Linked DNA regions of Homo sapiens: region 2 is linked to region 1. The links are chromatin contacts, found by Hi-C or POLR2A ChIA-PET in ENCODE. All regions are on one chromosome and are shown on one strand. Each heading gives the region's core, a stretch centred on a gene start or an enhancer-like site at or near the end of the contact. The rest is flanking DNA. Distances are from core to core; before and after follow the strand shown. Region 1 overlaps BOC (BOC cell adhesion associated, oncogene regulated). Region 2 overlaps CD200R1L-AS1 (CD200R1L antisense RNA 1).

The links. Hi-C counts contacts between places; a loop is a spot of excess contacts on that map. ChIA-PET counts read pairs that join two places held with the same protein, here RNA polymerase II (POLR2A). Pooled maps may share reads with other maps.
Region 2: a pooled map shows a loop between it and region 1 (2.6-fold over the local background). The contact joins two enhancer-like sites. A Hi-C loop is called at or near these places in 1 of 168 maps with a recorded cell type or tissue (naive thymus-derived CD4-positive, alpha-beta T cell) and 7 of 50 pooled maps. POLR2A ChIA-PET finds 5 or more read pairs at or near these places in 1 of 52 experiments (PC-9).

Annotation. Positions count from the first base shown.
Region 1 is chr3:113,274,961-113,278,002 of GRCh38, forward strand. The region is part of intron 9 of BOC (BOC cell adhesion associated, oncogene regulated); the gene reads left to right. Among named protein-coding and RNA genes, the nearest start is that of BOC, 65 kb to the left of the region's middle. RefSeq lists enhancers at 1,055-1,154, 1,565-1,644. Within about 2 kb of position 1,491, at least 21 of the 41 ENCODE cell types and tissues checked have a DNase peak (open chromatin) inside an H3K27ac peak, as active enhancers do; they include PC-9, where a contact is called at or near this core.
Region 2 is chr3:112,812,271-112,815,312 of GRCh38, forward strand. CD200R1L-AS1 (CD200R1L antisense RNA 1) reads left to right here. Exons shown (of 3, transcript NR_149027.1): 2 at 2,393-2,457. Among named protein-coding and RNA genes, the nearest start is that of CD200R1L-AS1, 11 kb to the left of the region's middle. Within about 2 kb of position 1,566, at least 7 of the 41 ENCODE cell types and tissues checked have a DNase peak (open chromatin) inside an H3K27ac peak, as active enhancers do; they include PC-9, where a contact is called at or near this core.

The sequences.
Region 1 (3,042 bases), core at 241-2,740:
ACTGGCTTCTAGTCCCTGAGGAGACCGTGAACAGTCTCCCTGGTAACCATCACCCTCCTTCTTGCTTTCCTCTGTCGTTAGTTGTTGATGTTACATTTTGGTTTTTTATGAAAGTAAGCCGTGCTGGGTACATACCTGCAGGAACCCTGGCATGGTAAGCCAGCTGTAATGCCAGGAAAACAAATATTTGTGAACAAGTGTTTTCTCTGTAGGCTGTGAAACACCCGCTCAGTTCTCAGAATCTGTCATGGCTTGGGTTGGACAAGCAGGCATTTGAGCTCAAAGCACATCATGTTGTTCAGACCTCAGCTGTTTCTCCTTGACAGAAGGAAGTCTGTCCAGGTGAATGCTTCAGGAGCTGTCAGGGAGGGAGTCTCGGGCTCTGACAGGATGCGGGGGCAGAGCCCAGCCAGGCCTATGCTCCTGGACACTGTGTCCTGTGAGGCAGGGCAGGGTCCCCAGGCCGCCACTCTCGCTCAAGGCCGTGCTCTTACCTGCCGTTACCCCACAGGGATGAGGACATGAAATTCCCTGTAAGAAAATGTCCTTGAAAATGTTTTTGTTCACTCCAAGTATATGCCATTTTCTTTCTAAGGCCATTTGATAGTAGAAAACTATTATTCTTAAATGGTTTTTTAAAAATTGTATGTGATAAAAGCATATACATGCTGATTTTGCTTATAAAAATGCTATGTGCACTTGATGGAAAGCATATGAATGTGGAATTAAAAGTCTTTCTCCACTCCTCCCCACCTCCACAAACAAGCAAGAAAACAGAACCAACCCTGCACAGTGGAGAGCGCTAGCTGTGCGGAAGCTGTTTCCCTGCCTTGGAGCCCTGGCCCCTGACTCCTTCTATTCTGTTTTTTTCCCCTTACATGCTCTCCTAGAAGTCCTTGGGTCAGGACAAGTCCACAGAGACCCTGGGGTTGTCAGAAAGACACCTAAGGCAGAGCACCCCCTATGCTCCCTCTGCTGCCTCCCCAGAGGCAGGGGGACGGGGCGAGCAGTTTCTCATTAGCCCTCCACCTGCTGGCCTCTTCATAGGCAGCCAGCAAAGCGGGTGAATGAGTTTTTAACAAAAAGCAGCATTGTTCACATGTTGTAGGGCAGGGCTGGTCCTAATCCTATTTCCCCATGTAACTGGACACCTCCATCTCAGAGTTGTAGACAAAGATCAGGGCAGGCCAAACGCCCATGGTTCCCAGGAGACAAAACCCAGCATGAGAGCAAGACTAATATTTTTCAGGCCAATAGGTGGCCGTGAAGCAGCCTCGCAGAAGAGGCAGATTGGCAAAGGCCATGCCGTGGTGATCCGGAAATGCCAGGCTCAGGCCGCATTCACCCCCTCAGTGTGTGTGACAGTGACTAATTACCCTTCTATTTCTTATTTTCATTTCTGGGCCCAGTGGAAGTGTGAGGCCAGTGCTGGGAGGGCAGGGTACATGGGGCGCAGGGGAAGTGAGAGTCCGGACAGGCCCCTGCTGCGTCTGGCTTCTCTCAGGCTCCAGCCTGGGGTCTCCTCAGCCTGGGGTTGCCAAGGCAGAAGTTCTGGCTTGAAAGCAGTTCCTCTCTTACGGAACTAACAAGTCTTAAAGATCACCCGAGAAAGAATTTGAAATCGAAAGTCAGCATTCGGGCTGTGTTTTTTCATCCCCCTTCTCTTGCTGGGGATTGGGAATCATTCAGCTAATTTTCACTGTTTCACATCCATGAAGCAAGTTTCATTTCCTGGTGCATCTGCAGACCCTGGGCTACTGTGTTTGGGTTTCCAGCACCACTGGGGAGTCTCAGTTTGTAAAAACGTCTCCCCTTGGAACAAATCCTGGAAGCCTGACAATGAGCCCAGACCATTCCTGTGCCTTGAATGGTAGGTTTTGTTCGACTTTGGAATATTCTGCTCAGAGAGAAGAGCTTTTCCTTACAGCTGTTTTCTTCCTTCAGCAAACCACAACTTGAGGCTCCAGCAGGTTCTCTGGGGTGTAGAGTTGGCAGTAAAGTCTGTTGTCCCGAAAGGTGGCGCGGCAAAGATGAGCAGCCTCTCAGCATCACCTGTTGGGGAGCCTGGAGCTCCCTTACTTTTTCCTTTAAAGAGCTAGGAATTTGAAGCTATTAAAGATTAATCCATCACAGTCACAATTCATCCACAGTTTTTAAGTTCTGAGCAAGGACTGAAGGCAGGAGCGGAAACAAAGAGGATTGAAATGATAGAAACTGCACTGGGCTGAGGATGTGGAGAGGGGTCTAGAGAGGCCAGGCATTTGCTGGGCATCTACTGTGCACCAAGCTCACTGTGGGGCACTTTATACAACTTCTCTCATTTAATCTTCAGAATAACCTGAGAGAGTTTATTTGCCTCATTGGTGAAATGCAGAGCTGAAGGGTCAGAGAGTTAGGGGACTTGCTCTGAGTTACACAACCGGGATTTGAACCCAGGACTTTGGATCCCAGACTCTTCTTCCCAGGATAGGGTGCAATGATGGGCATGCTCTTTGGAGTCAAGTCACCGTTTTGGTGCTCACTAGCCGTGTGGCCTTGAGCAAATTGCTCATTTCTCTAAACCTTAGTCTCCCTATTTGTGAAGTGGAAACAATATTAACACCAATCTTTTGGGCTATTTTGAGGAAAAGGAAGTAGCACCTATAAACTGCTTAGTTCCATGCATAGCACAGAGCAAGTGCTTAGCGAATGTTGCTATTTTAATGGGTGCTGATACTTTCGTTACCTTTCTCATCATTGTGTCTCATTAGAATATAAGCAGAGGGAACTGCATTTGGTTTACATACAGAAGGAGAAAGAAAACAAAACATGGAGATTCTTTGAAATACAGGGAGAGAAGGTCTTTGGAGGAGTTCTCAGCAATATCAGTCAGGCTGTCTGACTTCCCCCACTGAGGTTTCTTTGATGAGATCATTAGACGAGGGATCAGGGAGCCTGACTTGAATGTCCCAGTGAGGTTGGTGTCCCATAGCCAGGGGGGCCAGTCCGAGGCTGTGCCACCCTAACCCCAACCTGGCTTATCGTCCTTCCCCTTCTCCTGCC
Region 2 (3,042 bases), core at 316-2,815, 460 kb before region 1:
GTCTGTTTTCAGAAAGATAACATTAAGGAGAAACTGAAAAGTTTTGATGTAGTCAGGCATTTTTATTATGTTAAGAAACAAGAGTAAACGATTAGTCTCATAATCACATACAACCTGTTTCCCAGGAGGATGGCATGCTTAGGAACAGGCAAATCATGACAGTGATTTGGAAAGATATTCATATTGTTTTCCCTTAAAAGTCATAACATTTGGTTGAACTTCACGATTCCTCTTGTTTTAGTGTTATCTTGTTAAATTTACTTTTTCTGAATGTGAGCCTGTGAATGTTTTTTGTCACCCTCCTGTCATATTTACAAATTCTCTTGATTAGCCCCATGACCTCCTTCCCCTGTGCAGAGATGCTTATTTCTTTCCTCCCTGGTGACTATTATACTCTGAAGAGCTCCCTCCTCAACATGTGGGAGCTTCAAACTGAAGAAGTCACAACTAAAAATGTTTTATCTGTGTGTTGGCCCCCCATGTCTTAAGGAGAAGAGACATTCTAGGGAGGAACACACCAATGTGTGCATGAGGAGCATTTGGAAACAGGTAGGATGGATAATAAGACTTTGGGTTTCTATGACACTTTTCACAAGGACATTTAGAAATGTATAAAGATTATTCCCCAAGCCCTCTCTTCAACTGGGTTAAGAGCAAGAATAATTTTCATGTTTTATCAAGAAAAACCAGAATAAGGAGAATTGTCTCTACTCTGCCAGCTTTACCCAGCTCAGAAACCAAGTCCCACCCTTCTGAGATTAGAGACATCGTCTGTCAGACTCACTGCCTCTCCCCAGCCTCTCTTTGGTTCTCTACTTTGTATAAACCAATGTTCTTGGCTCCTTATTTAATCTTAAAATCAATGTTGGGTGAATCAGTCAGAATATTTGGACATTCTGTTCAGAAAACATTGTAAATTGATCAAGATTTGCTTGTCCTGCAAAACTCTCCTGGCATTCTTAATAGCAGTCTTCTGTCCTCAGATGACCTCATGAAATGTAGAGTTTGTGTGAGGAGATGATATGGACAATTTCCCCATTGCCCTGAAAGAGACACACCCTGTTACACTACTTTGCCTTCATCCATGCTGTCCTCTCTTCCCAGCATGCCTTTCTTCCCTGCCTGCGTCCACCTTCAATGTTCTTATGTGCCTTCTAAAATTAAGTTTGACTACTATCATCCCCCTCATCAAGGCTTCACACACATACTTCATTTCTCCTTCTTAACAAAGCCCCAATTTTGTTCAAGTCCCACTCACTCCTCTCCCACAAGATGTGTGTCTGAAGAAAGGTGTTGATCTTAGTCCCATCTGCATGAAAGGACTAATCAACATAAGCAAAATCTCAGTCCCTTTGCCAGGGATTGGCTAAAGAATTGTCATACAGTCTTGGCCAATCAGACAGGAGGGAAAGCTTGTGAAGGGCTCTCAGTCCTCATTAGTAAGATGGGGACCAAGAAAGAGATGGTCAGCCCTCTTCCCCTAGTTGTGCCATGTCTGACTGTGGCCTTAGGGTGGCTGCCTTCCTCTCAGCAACAAGCCAAGTAGGCCAGCTGGCTTCTTAGTAACACTCCATGTTCACTTAACTCTGAGAGTCTCAGTTTCCTCTTTTTCAAAATGAGGAAGTTGACCTCAATTATCCGTAGCTTCCTTTTAACTTTAGAATACCACACATGCCTCTAAAAGATGATGGGGGAGGAGATATGGAGGAGGATCTAGGAAGTGAAGAAGGCCACTTAATTTCATCTGTAGCTCTAACCATCTGCTGCTATTAACATGAGCAAGCAGCTATTTGCATTTTATGACTGGGTGATCTCAACTCTCTAGTTTAAGAAACAAGTACTAATCTTGGTTTAACCACTAAAATATCCTCACATTTCCCCATTCCCCGAAGTGAATCTATTAATATCCCTTTATCTTGTTTGGTAAACAAAATGTTTTTTACTAACATTAAATGAAAAGGGTAGTACAATTCAAGTTTAGGAACCAAAAAGATTTTTTTCCCCTTAATTTCAAGTTAAACCATTTTATTCTCCTTCTGTAATTGTTCCAAAACCACCCAAGAAGACCTAAAGAATTTGTAAATGGAGAAGTATGGAAAAAAATTTTTTTTAATGCAGGATTACATTGCTTAAGGTTAGTAGGTCTTAGCTTGCTTCGAAATGTTAAGAGACTTAAGTTGAAGCACCATCTAGTGGCTCTCAATTGTGTTCTGCTAAAAATTGCTCCCAGTCTCCCTGTATTTAGGACCACAGTTAATTTGTTGGGCATGTATATCATTGACCCTGGAACAGCAAGTTGAAAGTGCACAGATCTACTTATATGTGGATTTCTTCCACTTCTGCGTCCCCTGAGACAGCAAAACCAACCTCTCTACTTCCTCCTCCTCTTCAGTCTACTCAATGTGAAGACAACAAGGATGAAGACCTTTATGATGATTTACTTCCGCTTAATAAATAGTACATACATTTTCTCTTCCTAATGATTTTCTTAATATTTTCTTTTCTCTAGCTTTCTTTATTGTAAGAATACAGTAAACAATACATATAACGTACAAACTATATATAAATCACTGTTTATGTTATCAGTAAGGCTTCTGGTCAACAGTAGGCTATTAGTAGTTAACGTTTTGGGGGAGTCAAAAGTTATATGCAAGTTTTCCACTGCATGGGGAGTTAGCACCCTTAACCCCCATGTTGTTCAAAGGTCAGCTCTATATGAACACATGAGAGGGTTCAGAAAAAAAAAGTGGAGTTTTTTTTATCTTTATATAGCAGTGGGAGGATGGGGGTAGTAGCTGTAGCTTTTTACTCTTTCAATCTAATCATGGCAGTGAGAATGGGATAAAGAAATTACGTGAATTCACATAAATCTCTTCTAGAAACAATAAAGTTCATCCAGTGGAAAAAAGAATTAATACAAATTTAATACAAATAAAATTTCATAGATTTCAGTTCTCCTGTTTCTCCTACTCACATTCTCTCTAAAAGCCCATAACGGTATCTTTATCTTCCTTCTGAATCCCATAATGTAGACATGTTCTC